2 separate regions of the Homo sapiens genome follow, and region 2 is linked to region 1. A link is a loop called in an ENCODE intact Hi-C map of the cell type or tissue named here. Cell type or tissue: heart left ventricle. All regions are shown on one strand. Each heading gives the region's core, and the rest is flanking DNA. Links, peaks and the distances in the headings are about the cores only. Region 1 has its middle 12 kb from the start of RAB14. Region 2 overlaps STOM (stomatin).

The links. Peaks named below come from ENCODE experiments on the same cell type or tissue, not always from the same donor. Only the 100,000 strongest peaks of a DNase experiment are listed, where the experiment ranks them.
Region 2: it touches region 1 in a loop (18-fold over the local background); 2 of 110 quality-filtered maps call a loop at or near these places.

Annotation. Positions count from the first base shown.
Region 1 is chr9:121,209,389-121,217,725 of GRCh38, reverse strand. It overlaps a transcript of GSN not described here. Among named protein-coding and RNA genes, the nearest start is that of RAB14, 12 kb to the right of the region's middle. In heart left ventricle, for the core only: CTCF peaks have their summits at 4,123 and 4,335 (motif pointing left); a DNase peak (open chromatin) is centred at 4,325; H3K4me3 peaks cover 315 bases; H3K27ac peaks cover 666 bases.
Region 2 is chr9:121,346,375-121,354,711 of GRCh38, reverse strand. It overlaps STOM (stomatin), which reads left to right. Exons shown (of 7, transcript NM_004099.6): 3 at 39-111; 4 at 1,410-1,492; 5 at 5,389-5,592; 6 at 6,563-6,697. Among named protein-coding and RNA genes, the nearest start is that of STOM, 20 kb to the left of the region's middle. RefSeq lists an enhancer at 490-709. In heart left ventricle, for the core only: no CTCF peak of the experiment used is centred there; no DNase peak of the experiment used is centred there; H3K4me3 peaks cover 568 bases; H3K27ac peaks cover 5,210 bases.

The sequences.
Region 1 (8,337 bases), core at 63-8,062:
TGAATTGTGCCACTCAGCCACATCCCAATTGAATTGAAGTCCTAACCCCCAGTACCTCAGAATGTGACTGTATTTAGAGACAGGGTCTTTAATGAGGTAATTAAATTAAAATGAGGTCACTAGGGTGGGCCCTAATCCAATATGAATGGTATCTTTATAAGAAAAGGAGATTAGGGGCCTATTGGAGGGTTTAGGTTGGGAGGAGGGAGTGGCTCAGGAAAAAGAACTAATGGGTACTAGGCTTAATACCTGGGTGACAAAATAATCTGTACAACAAACCCCCAGGACAGAAGTTTGCTTCTGTAACAAATCTGCACAGGTACTCCTGAACTTAAAATAAAAGTTATTTTTTTTTTTTTTGAGACGGAGTTTTGCCCTGTTGCCCAGGCTGGAGTGCAATGGTGCGATCTTGGCTCACTGCAATCTCCGCCTCCCAGGTTCAAATGATTCTCCTGCCTCAGCCTCCTGAGTAGCTGGGATTACAGGTGCCCACCACCACACCCAGCTAATTTTTTTTTGTATTTTTAGTAGAAACAGGGTTTCACCATGTTGGCCAGGCTGGTCTCGTGATCCACCCTGACCTTGTGATCCACCCGCCTTGGCCTCACAAAGTGCTGGGATTATAGGCGTGAGCCAATGTGCCCAGCCAAAGTTGAATTTTAAAAAAGAAATCTCCTTAAGTTAGAAAAATACTTTAAAAATCTAAATAAAGTGGAAGACAAAACCCAGAACTAAAAAAAGAAGAGGAAATTAGGATGCAGACACAAACAGAGGGAAGACCATGTGAAGACACAGGAAGAAGACAGTCATCCACAAGCCAAGGAAGAAACCAACCCTCAGAAGAATGCAACGCTTGGACATCTTGATCTTGGACTTGTAGCCTCCAGAATAAAATAATTTTCTGTTGTTTAAGCCACTGAGCCTGTACTATTTGTTACGGCAGTCCTAGCAAACTAATACAATGACCAAGGTAAAATTCCTGTCTTCCAGGAACTCCTAGCCTAGTGGGAGAAGTGGGTAATAGAATAATCTCACTATAATACCAAGAAAACAGGGAGAAGTCCTGCAAAATACAGAAGCAAGGTACTACGGAACCTGGGGGTAGGAGGATATTACAAGGCCTGGCAGGCATCACAGAGGAAGTGGCTTTTGAGCTGGGCCATGAAGGATAAGAAACAGAGAAAAGCAGGCAGGTAGGAGAGTTAGGGACTGTTTCTGGGGGAAATATAGCAAGCAAAGTCTTGGCCAGTGAATGTCTGTCCTGTGTCAGATTAAAGCAGCAATGTTTTCCCTGAGTACAGGCTTCAGGAAGTGGTGGAGACGTAGCTGGAGGTAGTTGTTGGCAGTTTCATTTGTCAGCTGTTCTTGATAGCTGTTGGCCATCATGGAGGGTTACTAAGCATGGGAGTGACATAGTTGGATTTGCTTTGTAGAATGATCACTCTGATGGTCCATGAGGCAGGAGTTGAAAAGTGATGGGCCGGGTGCAGTGGCTCACGTCTGTAATTCCAGAACTTTGGGAGGCTGAGGCAGGTGGATCACCTGAAGTCAGGAGTTTGAGACCAGTCTGGCCAACATGGCAAAAACCCGTCTCTACTAAAAATACAAAAATTAGCCAGGCCTGCTGGCAAGCCCAGCTACTTGGGAGGCTTAAGCAGGAGAATCGTTAGAACCCGGGAGGCAGAGGCTACAGTGAGCTGAAAAAAATAATAAATAAATAAATAAATAAGAAAAGTGATGGCCTAAGAGCCTTTCAGTCCACAGAAATGTTTTGTTTCACTCACCCAGCTATTTTTTTCAAAATTAATTAACTATTCTAACAGTTAATAAATTACAAACAATTATAGGTATAATTATAATTTATATGATACTTGAAATATATGGCTTGTAATATAATTTCTAATCATAAACATTATAATTAATTTTCCAATAAATTAACATAACCATGTTAATTCTATTGGTTGATTTACATGTACATTATAAATATTAGTAAATTGGAGAGCTCTTAAAATCTTCAGGTTTTTTTTTTTTTGAAACAGAGTCTTACTCTGTCACTCAGGCTGGAGTGCAGTGGCGCGATCTTGGCTCACTGCAACCTCTGCCTCCTGAGTTCAAGCAATTCTTCTGCCTCAGCCTCTCAAGTAGCTGGGATTATAGGCACTCGCCGCCACACCTGGCTAATTTTGGTATTTTTAGTAGAGATGGGGTTTTACCATGTTGGCCAGGCTGGTCTCGAACTCCTGACCTCAGGTGATCCACCCACCTCGGCCTCCCAAAGTGCTGGGATTATAAGTGTGAGCCACCAATCCGGCCAATTTTCAGGTGTTTTAGAGATCTTTTAACCAATGTTACGGGTTGAATTGTGTCGCCCCACAAAAAGAAAAAAAAATGATATGTTGAAATTCTAACCCCTGGTACCTTTGAATCTGATCTTTTTTGGAAATGAGGTCTTTGCAAATGCAACTTAGATGGAAATTAAGATGGGTCATATATGAGTGTGGGGGGGGGGGTCCTTAATTCAATATGACTGGTGCCCTTAGAAGAAGAGGAGAAGAGATACAAACACAGGGAGAAGACAGCCATATGACAATGACAGGTACAGCCTGGAGTGATGCAGCCAGAATCCAAGAACAACAAGGATTGCCGGCTACCACCAGAAGTTGGGCAAGGGCAAGGAAGGATTTACTCAGTCTCAGAGGGAGCACAGCTGTGCTGACACCTTGATTTTGGACTTCCAGCCTCCAGAACTGTGAGAGAACACATTTTTGTTATTGCAAGCCACCCAGTTCATGGTACTTTTATTATAGCAGCCCTAGGAAGCTCATACAACAAGGAGCCTATATTCCGACCTAACCAGTGGCTGCAGCCCAGTAAGGTACTTCCAGGAGGTACATCTCCAGCCAGATGGCATCGCTCATCCATCTAAGGCATAGATGCTACAACAGAGGTCCAGAAGAGAAAAGATAAGAACTTAACTAATGCAGTAGCTCCTGGGGTCTCAAACTGGGTTAGCTCGTGAGACCTTGGACAAGAGCTCCGTAGGAATATGACATAGGATAACTCAGGAGAAATGATGTGTTCCTGGGAATGCTATCTGCTAAGTCTTTGGAATTGGTAGGAATGCAGGCTTATCCCTCTTTGTTCTTAGAAACAGTCATTCCTTACTTCATGAAAGAGGATAAACTAGTATTTATTATTAATATATTTTGTACACTACCATGAACCAGGCCTTGTTTTGTGGGTTTTATTATATATGTTGTGCCATGTAATCCTCCCACAATGCTTTGAAAATTCTCCACTTTATAGACAAGAACACTGAGACTCAGAAAGATTATGGAACCTAGATTTTAAAATGTAGAACTAACATCTACCCTTTGGTTTCTGGCTTATGGAAGAAGAAGAAAAGGAAGAAGAGGAAGAAGAAGAGGAAGAGGAAGAAGGAGGAGGAGAGAAAGAGAGAAAAAGAAGGAAAGAGAGAGAAGGAAGGAGAAAGAAGGAAGAAAGAAGAAGAGGAAGGAAGGAAGGAAGGAAGGAAAGAAAGGAGGAGGAGAGAAGGGAGAAAAAAAGAACTAGCATTTTCTCAATGCCTTCTAGGTGCCTGAGCTGGCATTTTAGGCATGCACTCGTTGAATCTTCACGAAACCCTGTGAGGTAGGTGCTTTTATGATCCCCATAGTATGCCCTGCACCATTCAGATAAGGAGACTGAGACTGAACAGGTCAAGTAATTGCTGAAGCTGGATGAGGGATACAGCAGTCTGTGCTTTTGTCTGGATCTAAAGTCCTTGCTCTAAAAGAAGGTACGAGCTCGTCGGTTGAAAGGGCTTTTAATCTTTTCATTCATTCATTCATTGATGAATGCTCTTTATCGTTTTATGGATTTTGGAAAGAAGGCAGCTGGGTGTAGCTGAGAGGACCCCAGCCCATGTGCTGAGAGACTTGGGCTCTGGTCTAGCCTGAGCCTCAGTGTCCCCATCCATGACATGTGGGGGCTCTAAGGGCTGATCTCAAAGGCCCCTTCTTGTGCCAAGAGTCTATGATTTTGTGATTCCCCAGCCTTGGGAAGAAGTCACCAATTAATATTAATACAACAGCTCACAATGCTAATTTGCCAAGATCTCAGCTGACGGCAGAGTCAGGATTTTAATCCAAGCCCACCTGACTGCAAACTTCTTCACTTTCTTCTGGCTTGGAAAAACAGAGGAACTAACAAAGAGACTGAGGAAACAATGCTGCCAAACCAGGTGTGCCTGAGCAACACAAATGGGAGCAGTAGCCACAGGCTGGGAGTTCTGGCAGTCAAGAGGGCCTGGCATGGGCCTGCTGCGCCCTCTGGTGGAGCACGCCTGATTCGGCTCCTCTGGATTTGTCGTTTTGATACCAGAATAGACGAAGGGATACAGGAAGCCGGAAGTGGTTTTCCCCATAGTTTTTGGAAGCCAGTGACCCCAGCTATTGTCCTAAAATGTAGACTGCTTGGAGCCATTTGTCACTCCTCCGTGAAGCCCAGCTGCCCTGGGTTTATTTATTGATGAGACTAATTATATTTTGTTTCTGATTTTATAACTTGTAGATACTTAGGCCGGGTATCGAGCAGTGAACCCACCAGAAATGGTACCTTTCCCACTCAGCTCAGGGTGAGGAAAGGCAGACATTAAACCTGTAAAATTCAAAATAAATATATGGGCAGGAAGAAATTCTCCTTCCTTCACGCTGCCTTTTCTCCTTAGCTTTCCCTCCAATCTCTGGACGGGAAAAAGATCTTTGTCAAGAGCAAGAGCCAGGTGCAGTGGCTCATGCCTGTGATCCCAGCACTTTGGGAGGCCGAGGTGGGTGGATTACTTGAGGTCAGAAGTTTGAGACCAGCCTGGCCAACATGGCGAAACCCCTACTCTACTAAAAAAAATATACAAAAATTAGCCAGGCGTGGTGGTGCGCACCTGTAGTCCCAGCTGCTCGGGAGTCTGAGGCAGGAGAATTGCTTGAATCAGGGAGTAGGAGGTTGCAGTGAGTAGAGATCACACCACTGCACTCCATCCTGGGCAACAGAGCAAGACTCCATCTCAGAAAAAAAAAAAAAAGGCCAAGGAGTGAGACCAAAAGACTTTCAAACATAAAAAATGCTTTAAAATTATGTCTAGCTTAATTTGTCGCAGATACCATGCTCTGGGGATTCTAAAATAATTTCTAATCTGTACTGAAGCAATGCCCAGAGTCAACCTTGAAGGCTGTATTGTAAGCCTCCTCCAGGAGGGCACTGACTCCCTGGCAGGGAGAGAAGAGGGTGGGAAATGATAGAGGGCTACGGTGAAGTGGGATTTTACACACATTTATAACCTTCACGACAATCCAATAAACTAGGGACCACCATACCTATTTTACAGATGAGGAAACTGAGGCCCAGAGAGATTAAGATGCTTGCCCAAGTCTCAGAGCTAATAAACTGCAGAGTTGGAATTTAAATCTTGGAGAAACAACTGATAAGGATTAGAGAGTCTGGTTTCCAGTGTGAGCTCTGAAAACGCTTGCTTGTATAGCTGCTGGGATATCTGTTTTGTTATGTTTTTTTATCGCATTATGAGGGCTCAGTTAAAAGGCATCCATAGTCTCTTCCCCATCGGCCCATATAAGGGACTCTACAGAAAAACGGGAAGGTGGTCACTGAAGGGCTTCAGTGGACAGGAGGAGACAGGAGCCCAGGTTTGAGCTCAATCATTAGTCATTGATGAATGAATGCATGGTTAACCCAGCGGCCTCTCCTTAATCTCACAGCTTCACCAGTAAGCAAATACAGAGTATCAGAGCCCTCAGAGATTCCCTTATCCAGCTGTTTTTAAAGTTTTTGAACAGAAGTCCAATTCATAAAGCCCTTCAAAAAATATATTTTTTTGCTATGGGTTTTTTCTTTTGGTGGGGAGGTGGTTATTGGGAGAGAACGGAAGAGGAGATAGAGCCCCATCTACTTGAACTGCCCTGCAAGACTGTGGTCCTTTGGTCTGAAAAATAAAATTGAACTGAAAAGATCAACTAACCTCTCTACATTCCAGATAGGAAAATTGAGGCCCAGAGAGGGGAAGCTACCCAGCCAAGGTCACACCGCTGGTTTCAGCTAAGTCCTAACCTCAAGCTCTCATTCCCAGTTCAGTGCTTTATCCACCTTACCCCTATCCCAGCCAGATCCCCAATTAATTATTAATAGCAACTTTTACACCTGGAAGTATTTATAAGCAGTATCAGCTACTAAAATGCCATCACCTACTTACATAGTGGCTAAAGGATCTGTTGTGTGAGCCAAATTGCTCAAAGTTTCAAGGCATTTTAAGACTTGTGGGTTTTTTCAGCTTTGTTTGTTTGTTTGTTTTTGCTGTCATATGCTTTTTTATGTGGTAAAATATAGATAATATAAAATTTACCATTTTAGCCACTTTTAAGTGTACTATTTAATAGCACTAAGTACATTCACATTGTTGTATAACCGCCACCACTATCCATCTTCAGAACTTTTTCATCATCCCAAACTGAAACTGTACTCATTAAATAATACCTCCCCATTCCTCTACCCCCAGGGGAACCACCTTCCAATTTTCTGTGTCTCTGTATTTGACTATTCTATGTACTTCATATAAGTGGAATCCTATACTATTTGTCTCTTTGTGACGGGCTAAATTCACTTAGCATAATGGTTCATCCTTGTTGTCGCATGTGTCAGAATTTCCTTCCTTTTTCAGGCTGAATAACATCCCATTATTATCAACAATATCCCCAAATGTGGCATGTATCACATTTTGTCATCCATTCATTCCTCAATGGACACTCAGTTGTTTCCACATCTGTGAGTGGAGTTAATAACATTACTTACCTTGTGGTATAATTGCAAAGACTGAATGAGGTAAAGCGGTTTACACAGTGCCTGGTTATGGGCTAAAAATTCGGCAAGTCATTCCTGTGGGCAGAGAAGGGGTGAAATGTTTTATAATGTGTTCTTATCCCTTCCAATGCACTCATACTGGTATTGAAACCCTCTCATGCAAGTGTGGTAGTTTACAGTTGCCAAACCACATGCATGTCGGTGATCCCACGTGCATTCCTAGCCCTTCTCTGTAAGGTTCACAGGACGGGTGCTGGTATCTCCATTTCACAGAGGATAAACTGAGGCAAAGAGAAGGCCCCAGATCAGCCAGATATTAGCAGCTCTCAGTGGCTGTCTCTCTGGCTCTTGGGGAGTCCACTGTGGTAGACTGGGTTACATTCAGCTATATTCACCTCCCCAAAGGAGAATTATGCACCCCAACTCTATCAATATGAGGCTATAAGACTTGCTCTGGCTAAGAAAATTTGAGCATAAGTGATGTGTGCTACTTTGGAGCAGAAGCTTGAAGACTTAGCACGTCACTCACCAGGTCTCTTTTCCCTCCGCCGTGACATCTGACAACGTTCCAGAGAGAGAAACGGAGAGACACAGACAGGCAGCGTGCTCCGTCAGCCTGAGTCCTAAAGTGAAGATGGTGTGGAACAGGGAAGTAGTTGACACATTATGGACATAGAGAGTGGGCAAGAAGCACACCTTTGTGATAAGGTTTAAATCCGCTGAGATTTTGGAGTCATTTCTTACACAGTAAAACCTAGCCTCTCCTAACTAATATATCTATAAAGGCAATATCCTTTCCTGAGAGTAGGGATTTATTATATCACCTCTAGATGAATCTTGACTGGTCTATTGTGCATGTATGCGTGCGTGTATGTGTGTTCATGGCACAAAGAATATGAGAAAGTGAAGGCCTAGCCCAAATTGTTCCAGATACTATGCAGAGAGGCCTGTTTCTCATTCTTCATCTCTTCTCTCCAATTATTTGTATTACTCTAAAGAAAACTTTCTGATTTCTGTTGAATTCTATGATAGCAGATAAAGGTTTTCTTCTTTCCTAACTTACTTGGGGAAACTGCTTTCAGGAGCTATGTATTGGCTCTTGGAAATAATTCTAGCAGCTTCTGTTTCCTGAGTGTTTATTCCCTACCAGGCACTATGCTAAGAGCTTCTCATGCTCTGCTTCATTTTCTCTTAATAATTCACATAGGTATTAAATGCTGCTGTTTCCTGATTTTTGAGACAAGGAAATGAAGAATTAGAGACCTTAAGGAACTTTCCAAAGCCACACAGCTACTAAGAAGCAAGGCTGGGACTGAAATCCAATTACAGTGTTGGATGATTTCTGACTTGTCAGTTTGGGTCCCTCATGTATTTGTAGGCACTATTATGCTTGCTTCCACTGGTATTTCTTCCCCCCTCCCCACCCCCCGCTGCTAATTCCAAGCCCCACTCTTTGCTCACCATGGATGG
Region 2 (8,337 bases), core at 245-8,244, 140 kb before region 1:
CTCTTCATGTTAAATTATTATTCATGTTTTTATTCTAGATTATAAAAGAGTATGAAAGAGCCATCATCTTTAGATTGGGTCGCATTTTACAAGGAGGAGCCAAAGGACCTGGTCAGTACTGGGATTCTAGATTGTTTATCTGAAAACTAAAGTTCTTTTTATTTTTTTTATTTTTAGGTAGTTGTTTTTTTAAAGACAGGGTTTCATTCCGTCGCCCAGGCTGGAGTACAGTGGCATGCTCATGTCTCACTGCAGCCTTGAACTCCTGACCTCAAGCAATCATCCCACCCCAGCTTCCCAAAGCACTAGGATTACAGACGTGAGCCACCGTGCCCAGTCTAAAATTTTTTTATTGACGTGATTTCCCTTATGAGGGCCTCTTCTACTCTGTCTTAGATAAGAGTTCATGTAGCAGGAGTTGTATAACAATAGCAGTGGTTCTAGCCAATCTTTTGTTACCCTTTCCTTCCTACCCTTCCCCTCCCCTTCCCATTTGAGCTGATAAGATTACCACCTAGGCCAAGAACAGTACAGCTATACAAGTTTGAGCATGAGAATCTCTACCAAAGAAAGACTTTCAGTCATTCATTTGGCAAACTTCAATTAAGCTCCTACTGTGTTCCAGGTTCTGGGAATTCAAGGGAGACTAAAACACAGTCCCTACCCTCAAGGATCTTCCTATCTAGTGGTAGGAACCAACAAGGAAACAGATAGCTACAATCCTATGTGATAAGTATTATGATCAAGTACTCACAGAGAGCTGTGAGAAAAGAGAAAACCAGAGAAGTGTTACTGATCTGAACTAGTCGTAGGCTGAGTCAAGGCTTTCTGGAAGTTACATCTTGACTGAGTCTTGAGGTCTGAAAAGGTGTTAACCAACAGGAGGTGTTTGCGGCGGAAATAGCAACATACACAAAGCAACAAAGAGGAGAGTATTGCAGATTCAAGAAACTGCAAGTAGATCAGTCCAGCAAGAGTGCAGGGTGTGAAGAGAGAGGAAGTGGCTGAAGAGGGGAACAAAGGCGGGTTATGCAGGACCATGCGTGGGGGAGGGTTTGTATTTTAGGGGGGATTGCTCGGCTTGCAGCTTAGGAAATAGATTATAGGAGAGAAACTACAAAAAATAGAAAGATGGCCTGGGAAACGATTGCATTGGTCCCAGTGGGGCGGTGGGGAGAAGAGTGATAGCAACAGTAGATTAAGGAAATGAACTCCACAGACCTTAGTGGAGACAGTCAAATGTGGGAAGTAAGCAAGAGGAATCAAAGTTATCATTCCTGGCTTCTGGCTCATTCACGAAGATGAACTGGTGACTTTTCAGTTCACTAGGTTGATTTTCTTAAAACTGAATGGAGAAGTGAACTGATTAGGTTGCTGGTGTCTGTATAATGTGTGTATCTTTGTTGCAGGTTTGTTTTTTATTCTGCCATGCACTGACAGCTTCATCAAAGTGGACATGAGAACTATTTCATTTGATATTCCTCCTCAGGAGGTAAGGTTTTCTTTGAATAACTGAGGTATCATATGTGAAAGTGCTTTACAATGAGGGACAGAATAGTTAGAGTGTAGGCTTTATTTATTTATTTATTTTAAATTTTTGTTTGTTTGTTTGTTTGTTTTAATTGGAATCTTGCTCTGTCACCCAGGCTGAAGTGCAGTAGTGTGATCTCAGCTCACTGCAACCTCCGCCGCCTGGGTTCAAGTGATTCTCGTGCCTCAGCCTCCCGAGTAGCTGAGACTATAGATGTGCGCCACCACGCCCGGCTAATTTTTTTGTATTTTTAGTAGACACGGGATTTTGCCATGTTGGCCAGGCTGGTCTCGAACTCCTGACCTCAGGTGATCCGTTCTGGCCTCCTAAAGTGCTGGGATTACAGGCATGAGCCACCGTTCCCTGCCAGAGCACAGGCTTTAGACCTTGACTGCCTTCAGCATTTCTAGCTCAGTGACCTTAAGCAAGTTCTTTAACTTTTCTGTGCCTCAGTTTCCTCATCCAGAAAATAGACATTTGTAATAGTAAGAACTACTGTATAAGGTGGTTCTGAGAAGTGAGATATATGTGCCAAGTGCTTAGAGCAATGGCTGACAAATAGTAAGTGCTATATAAGTTCTTACTGTTACTATTACAGTTGGCCCTTTGCATGCATGGGTTTTGCATACAGGGATTCAGCCAACCGCAGACTGAAAATATTAGGAAAAAACTCCACAAAGTTCCAAAAAGCAAAACTTGAATTTGCCATGCATCAAGCATGGCATTGAATCCACATGAATAAAGTGATGTGTAGGTATTGTATTGGATAATAGAAGTAATCTAGAGATGATTTAAAGTGTACAGGAAAATGTACATAGATTATACGGTTGGCTCCATGGATCAAAAATATTTAGGGAAAAAAGCAATTGACAATGATACAATAATACAAATTTTTAAAAACGGTGTAGTATAGCAACTATTTATGTAGTATTTACATTGTGTTAAGTATTATAAGTACTTCAGAAAGGATTTAATGTATAAAGGAGGATGTGCATAAGTTATATGCAAATATTGTGCCACTGTATATAAGAGACTTGAGCATCCTTGGATTTTGGTATCCTCTGAGGGTCCTAGAATCAATCTCCCACAGATACCGAGGAATGATTATTACAAAACATAGTGTAATGCTAATGTAAGTATAATAATATCATCATTGTTATTACTATCAACATTTTTACTACCACATTTCTCTTCTATGGGTTTCTGATAGAAAACCCTATTAGTTCATTATTTTTTTTCTTAAGGTTTTATTCTAGATAAATTGGTTAGAAACCAAAGAATTAGAAACTGCTTGTTGGGCATTTTAGATAAAACATAATATTTTATACTAGTGATTATTTTGTGCCTTTTCAAACTACTTCACAAGTATTATCATAGATGAAACTCATGGCAGAATCCCTAGAAAGTATATAGTTGCAGTGAAACAAAGGAATTCCTCCAGATTACAGTGGCAGAGCCAAGACTAAAATTGAGCTCTTCGGATTCTTTGTATAGTGCTGTTTTTTCCACAGCTCCATGCTAAATGCATTGTACATGAGCTCCCTCATAGCCCCCGAAAAAGTGATGGCCATCCTGGGAACCATGTCCTTAGGAGACTTAATAACCGTTGCATACAGAAAACCTGAAAACATCATGAAGGGGGAAGGACAGAAGAATGCTGTCAGTGTTTCCTGGCCAAAGGCCAGATACTCAGCATGGTGATGGAGCCTGGCCATGTTGCCTTCTCATGTCACAAATACCAGAAACCAGCTTAGGAACTTCCTTGTTGGTACTGATCCAAGAAGTGGGTGGGGTCAGACTTTATAATCCACCCAAAGTTAGTGATGCCAGGAATCATTTTGCCCACATTTTACTCATAAGAACAAGACTGAGAGTATCACTGTATTCTCTGTGTGTTTTCCCATCGTCTAAGGAAGATTGAGTCTCAGAAGGAGCCCTTCAGGGTAGCTGGACATTCTGGCATTTTCCACTATAAACATTACAGACATCTGGCAGAGTTGCTGTTTAAGCTTCTGCTTTCCAGTGGCCCTCTCCTATTCTGCAAGCTGCTGAATGCAAAGCAGATTGGAACTTGGCAGCAATCCTTTTTCTGATCCCCTGTGAAGTTTCTGTGAAGGGAGATAAACCCTTGCCGATGATAAACAGTAGGCAGAGAAGCTGTAGCTTTAGAAAGAAGCTGTGGCAAAGTCAAAGTGGCAAGAATTTGGGAATGACACACATTTTCCCATCATGTCATGGGAAATAATTAGTTTTCATACAAGATGGTAATACACTGTACATTTATTTATAAATCCTCCACTTCTCTTCCATGTTAGAAGTATTTTGAGATTACTAAAAAAGGATCACTGCTTTGATGTCTGGCAGGGCTAAACAGCCATGTTACAACATTGTTATTATTACCTTCCATTTTCATAGCTGTTTACTCTTTCAAAAGGGCTTCATTCACAAGTATGTTCTTATTTGATCTTCACAGAAATTTGGATAGAATTAGGCAGTATTATTAGCGCCATCTCACAAATGAGGAATCTGTTGGTCAAATGGGTTAAAAACCTTGCTAGAGGCCATCCAGGGACCTGAAGGCAGAGATGGGACTCAGTTCAGGTCTCCTAACTCTCACTGCTGTGTTCCTCATCGGTCACTGTTCTCAGGACCACATTTCAGTTCAGCTCCTCTCTCATTTATTGACTACCCGCTATGTTTCAAGCACTCTGCCAGTGTTAGAGTTACAAAGAATTGCCCTGAAGAAATTCATAGTCTAAGAGAGAAGTAGAAATGTGAATAAATAATGTCACTACAGTAAGGTGCAGTGGATGTGCAAGGGAAGAGTGCTTAACTCTGCCAAGTAAGCCAAGAAAGTTTCACAGAGAGAAGGACATTTAAATGATCAGTAGAAAGGTGCCAGCCTGATGTTGTTAGTGAGAGAGGCTGGAATTCCCAGGCTGGAGCAATCTTCCTGCCTCAGCCTCCTGAGTGGCTGAAACTACAGGTGTATGCCATCATGCCCAGCTGGCTTGTTTATTATTATCTAAATTAACTTATTACAGTTAATCAAGTCAGTGTTTTATTCAGTAAAGTTACCACCATTATCCAAGATGAAATAATAAGACAGCTCTTACGTGCCAGGAACTTTTCTGAGCACTTGAATGTATTTAACGCATTAATTCTAGCAAGAATGCAAAGTAGGTACTATAATTAATCTCTACTTTACAAATGAGAAAACTGAGTCCCAGTGAGTTTTAAGTGATGGATGTAACTATTTTCCTGGAGCCTCTCACTCAGATAACTTCTTAGCTTAAAACAAAAATATGTCATGTTTAGCATTTTTATGTAGCATGCTGTAAAATATGTTTTGATGCTGACCTTGCCCTTTAAAAACATTCCCCATGCACTTTTTGTTCCAGTAATATTGTGGAACTTGTAGTTTATCAAACCTTGACTCTCTAGTGCCTCTCTCTTGAATATTCTTCCACTCCACCCAACACCCTCAGAAAAATTGTATTCCTTTCTTCAAGATTCAATTCAGGTATCACCCCTGCCACCCACAGCTGCCCCTAAGAGTTTCCTTTGATTCCCTAACCTCCTTCAAAGGAGGAACCAAGTTTTTTTCCTACCTTAATCCCTGGTACCTAGTACAGTGCCTGCTGTTGAGTGATATCTCAATATTATTTGTATGATTGAATGAATTAATGGACTTGAATAATTTATTTTATTAAATTTTAAAAGATATAATTAACTTTCTGATGCCTTACTAAAGAAAATCAGCTAGTGTTATAAGATATTCTGTAGAATAACATTCCTTACAGTTATGTTAAAAAAAAGTCGTTGACAGATGTAAAATTGCTTCCTTCATCTTGTAGATCCTCACAAAGGATTCAGTGACAATTAGCGTGGATGGTGTGGTCTATTACCGCGTTCAGAATGCAACCCTGGCTGTGGCAAATATCACCAACGCTGACTCAGCAACCCGTCTTTTGGCACAAACTACTCTGAGGAATGTTCTGGGCACCAAGAATCTTTCTCAGATCCTCTCTGACAGAGAAGAAATTGCACACAACATGCAGGTGGGGAGTACGTCAATGCTGTTACCCCCCAGAAGCTGAAAAATGAAGCAAAGAGTCAATGGTTGTTTGAGAACCTTTTATTAATTCAAGTTGTGGGGGTCTGTGACCGTTTTTTTTTCTTCATAGTAAAATTTTTCAAATTTGGCAGGAGGGGACATTTTTCACATTAGCAGTTCATGAGTTCATAACACTCATGCGTACATTTTTTTAAAATTTTCTTCAGTGTGTATTTTTTTCCAGAATCAGTAATAACCTTTTTGTTTAGAACAGAGGCTATTCTGCAAGATAGTGTAGGTATTCCTAAAGCTTTATTCTGTGTGTGAGTCCCATGAATTATAACTGTTGTGCTTTCCAGTCTTTCTTGAGTAACAGATATTCAGTTAAGCATAGCTTATTCAAAAAAGATAAAGTGCTATAACTCTGGATTCTTATTATTTGTATAGACTTCATCGTGGGTAAAATCTATGATTGTATTTGATATGCACAACAACCTATGAAATAGATGTGTGGTTTCATTCCTGACATTCTAAAGGGAGGAAGTTGAAGCACAAAGGAGTAATATGACTTACACAGAGTCACATTAGCTCAGGAGTTGGCAAACTGTAGCCTACAGGCTGTAGTTTTTGTAAGTAAAGTTTGACTGGAGTATAGCCACAGCCATTTATTTATATATTATCCATGGCTGCTTTTGACTACAACAGCTGGGTTAAATAGTTGAGACAGAGACTACAAATAAACAATCACTATATGGCCCTTTTAGAAGAAGCTGCTAACCCCTGCATTAGCTTGTTAGCAACAGAATCAGGATCAGTGAGCCAGCCCCTGCGTCACCATTCGTTCCACCGTGGGGTAACTGTCTCTCCACAACTCTCCCCAGCACCTTATCTCCTCCAAATCCCAATGAATACAGCCTCTGTCAGCATCTGGGCTGGGCTGAGGAGATTTAGCTTGCCTTCTCTCTTCCTAACAGTCTACTCTGGATGATGCCACTGATGCCTGGGGAATAAAGGTGGAGCGTGTGGAAATTAAGGATGTGAAACTACCTGTGCAGCTCCAGAGAGCTATGGCTGCAGAAGCAGAAGCGTCCCGCGAGGCCCGCGCCAAGGTAACTTTTTTTTTAAACTTGTTTTTCTTACTGAGTTTTCTCTTTTATTAATAATTATAAAAAAACGTAAAACATGCTTGCTGTAAAAACTTGAAATAATCTTGAAGTGGTAAAGTTAGAAGTGAAAACCCTCCCCGTAACTTCAAATCATATTCCCCCAGAGGTCACCACTCCTAACAGTTGAGTGTATTTGGATTTTATTTGACCAGGTTTTTGGATTACTGGCTTGTTTGTTTTACAAAAGTAGGGTTATACTGCACATGTTGTTCTGCGCTCTGCTTTTTTCATTTAATATTAATATCTATGGACGTATCAGTACATGTAGAGTTACCTCATTCTTTTATGACTGTGTGTACCATACTTATTCTCCCGATTCCATATTAAGGTCAAATTAACAGTTCCAACTTCGGAGCAAGTGGGTCATCATTCCATCCATACCACCCATCTCTTACTTATTTTTGGCTTCTTTTTTGTTCTGTTTCTTTTCTCAGGCTCTTTTTCCCTTTTACTGTTTCCTATTCCTCATTCTCTCTTTTCCTCTTGTTTATATTCTCTTACTTTGACATCTGCCTTTTTTCTTCCTTCTTTTCATCATCATCTGCCTATGTCTTAACCCTGCATGGGTGGCATGGCCCCTCTGGGAGGCACTGAGGAAATATTTGTTAACCTAACCTAGAAAAGAGTATCTTTAAAGATGATAATGTGTAAAATTTCAGGGATATCTCACCAAACCCAAAGGTAGGAAGTAGGGGCAAGTCTCACCAAAATTGGAACCAGAAGGCAGTTCAGGGAACTAGTCATTCCCTTTCCTGTGCCACATCTCACTGTAGATAGCTTGTGGTGGAGAATGTCTAGCTCCCAGGTTTAGATGTCTGCCAGGTGAACACTAAAGAACACAGACCAGCCCTAATTCCACATTCACAGAAGAGACAGTCTTTTTGGTCCAACTTTGGTCAAAGTGCAAAGATAGCATAATAATATGGTTCCACAGCCCTATGCCTGTGAATGGGCTGAAGAAGAAGAGCAGTTTTCATAGGAGGAGTTGCTGTGGACTTGACAAATCTCCCAAGACACAAGGAGCAAACCAATTTGTTGTTAGAAAATAGTAGTAGCTGGTCATCACTGGCTGACCACAGAACGCTGTTCTTTTCTTAGGATGCCCTTTAAGCCACAAACTGGTCACTATAATTTCTTAGCCAGCATCAAATAGGATAGTAGCTCATTTGACATGCGACTTCAGAATTTTGCATTAACCAAAATGTTTAGGTTTTCCTGGTATGATGATTGTTGCTTTGTGATGATAACCTGGTAGTACTACAGAACCCTCTAGTGCTTTCTTTCAAAACTGTTACGTTTAGAAGATTAAATTATGTTTACGATGTTATTAAATGTGCCCTATCATCTCCTTATTTTGAAAATTAGGAATTGCTTTTAACTAGAATATGTTATTAGGCAAAAGCCTCATTTCCAAACCAGATTGAATAGTAGAATGTACCATACATATACTACGTAGAATGTCAGAGCCCAAAGGATCCTCAGAGATTATCTTCCATAGGTGGCAAACACTTAGCCCAGATGCTAGCACTCCATCCTGCTATTCCCATGCTAGTAATTAACCACAGCACTGTTTTCCTCTGAGC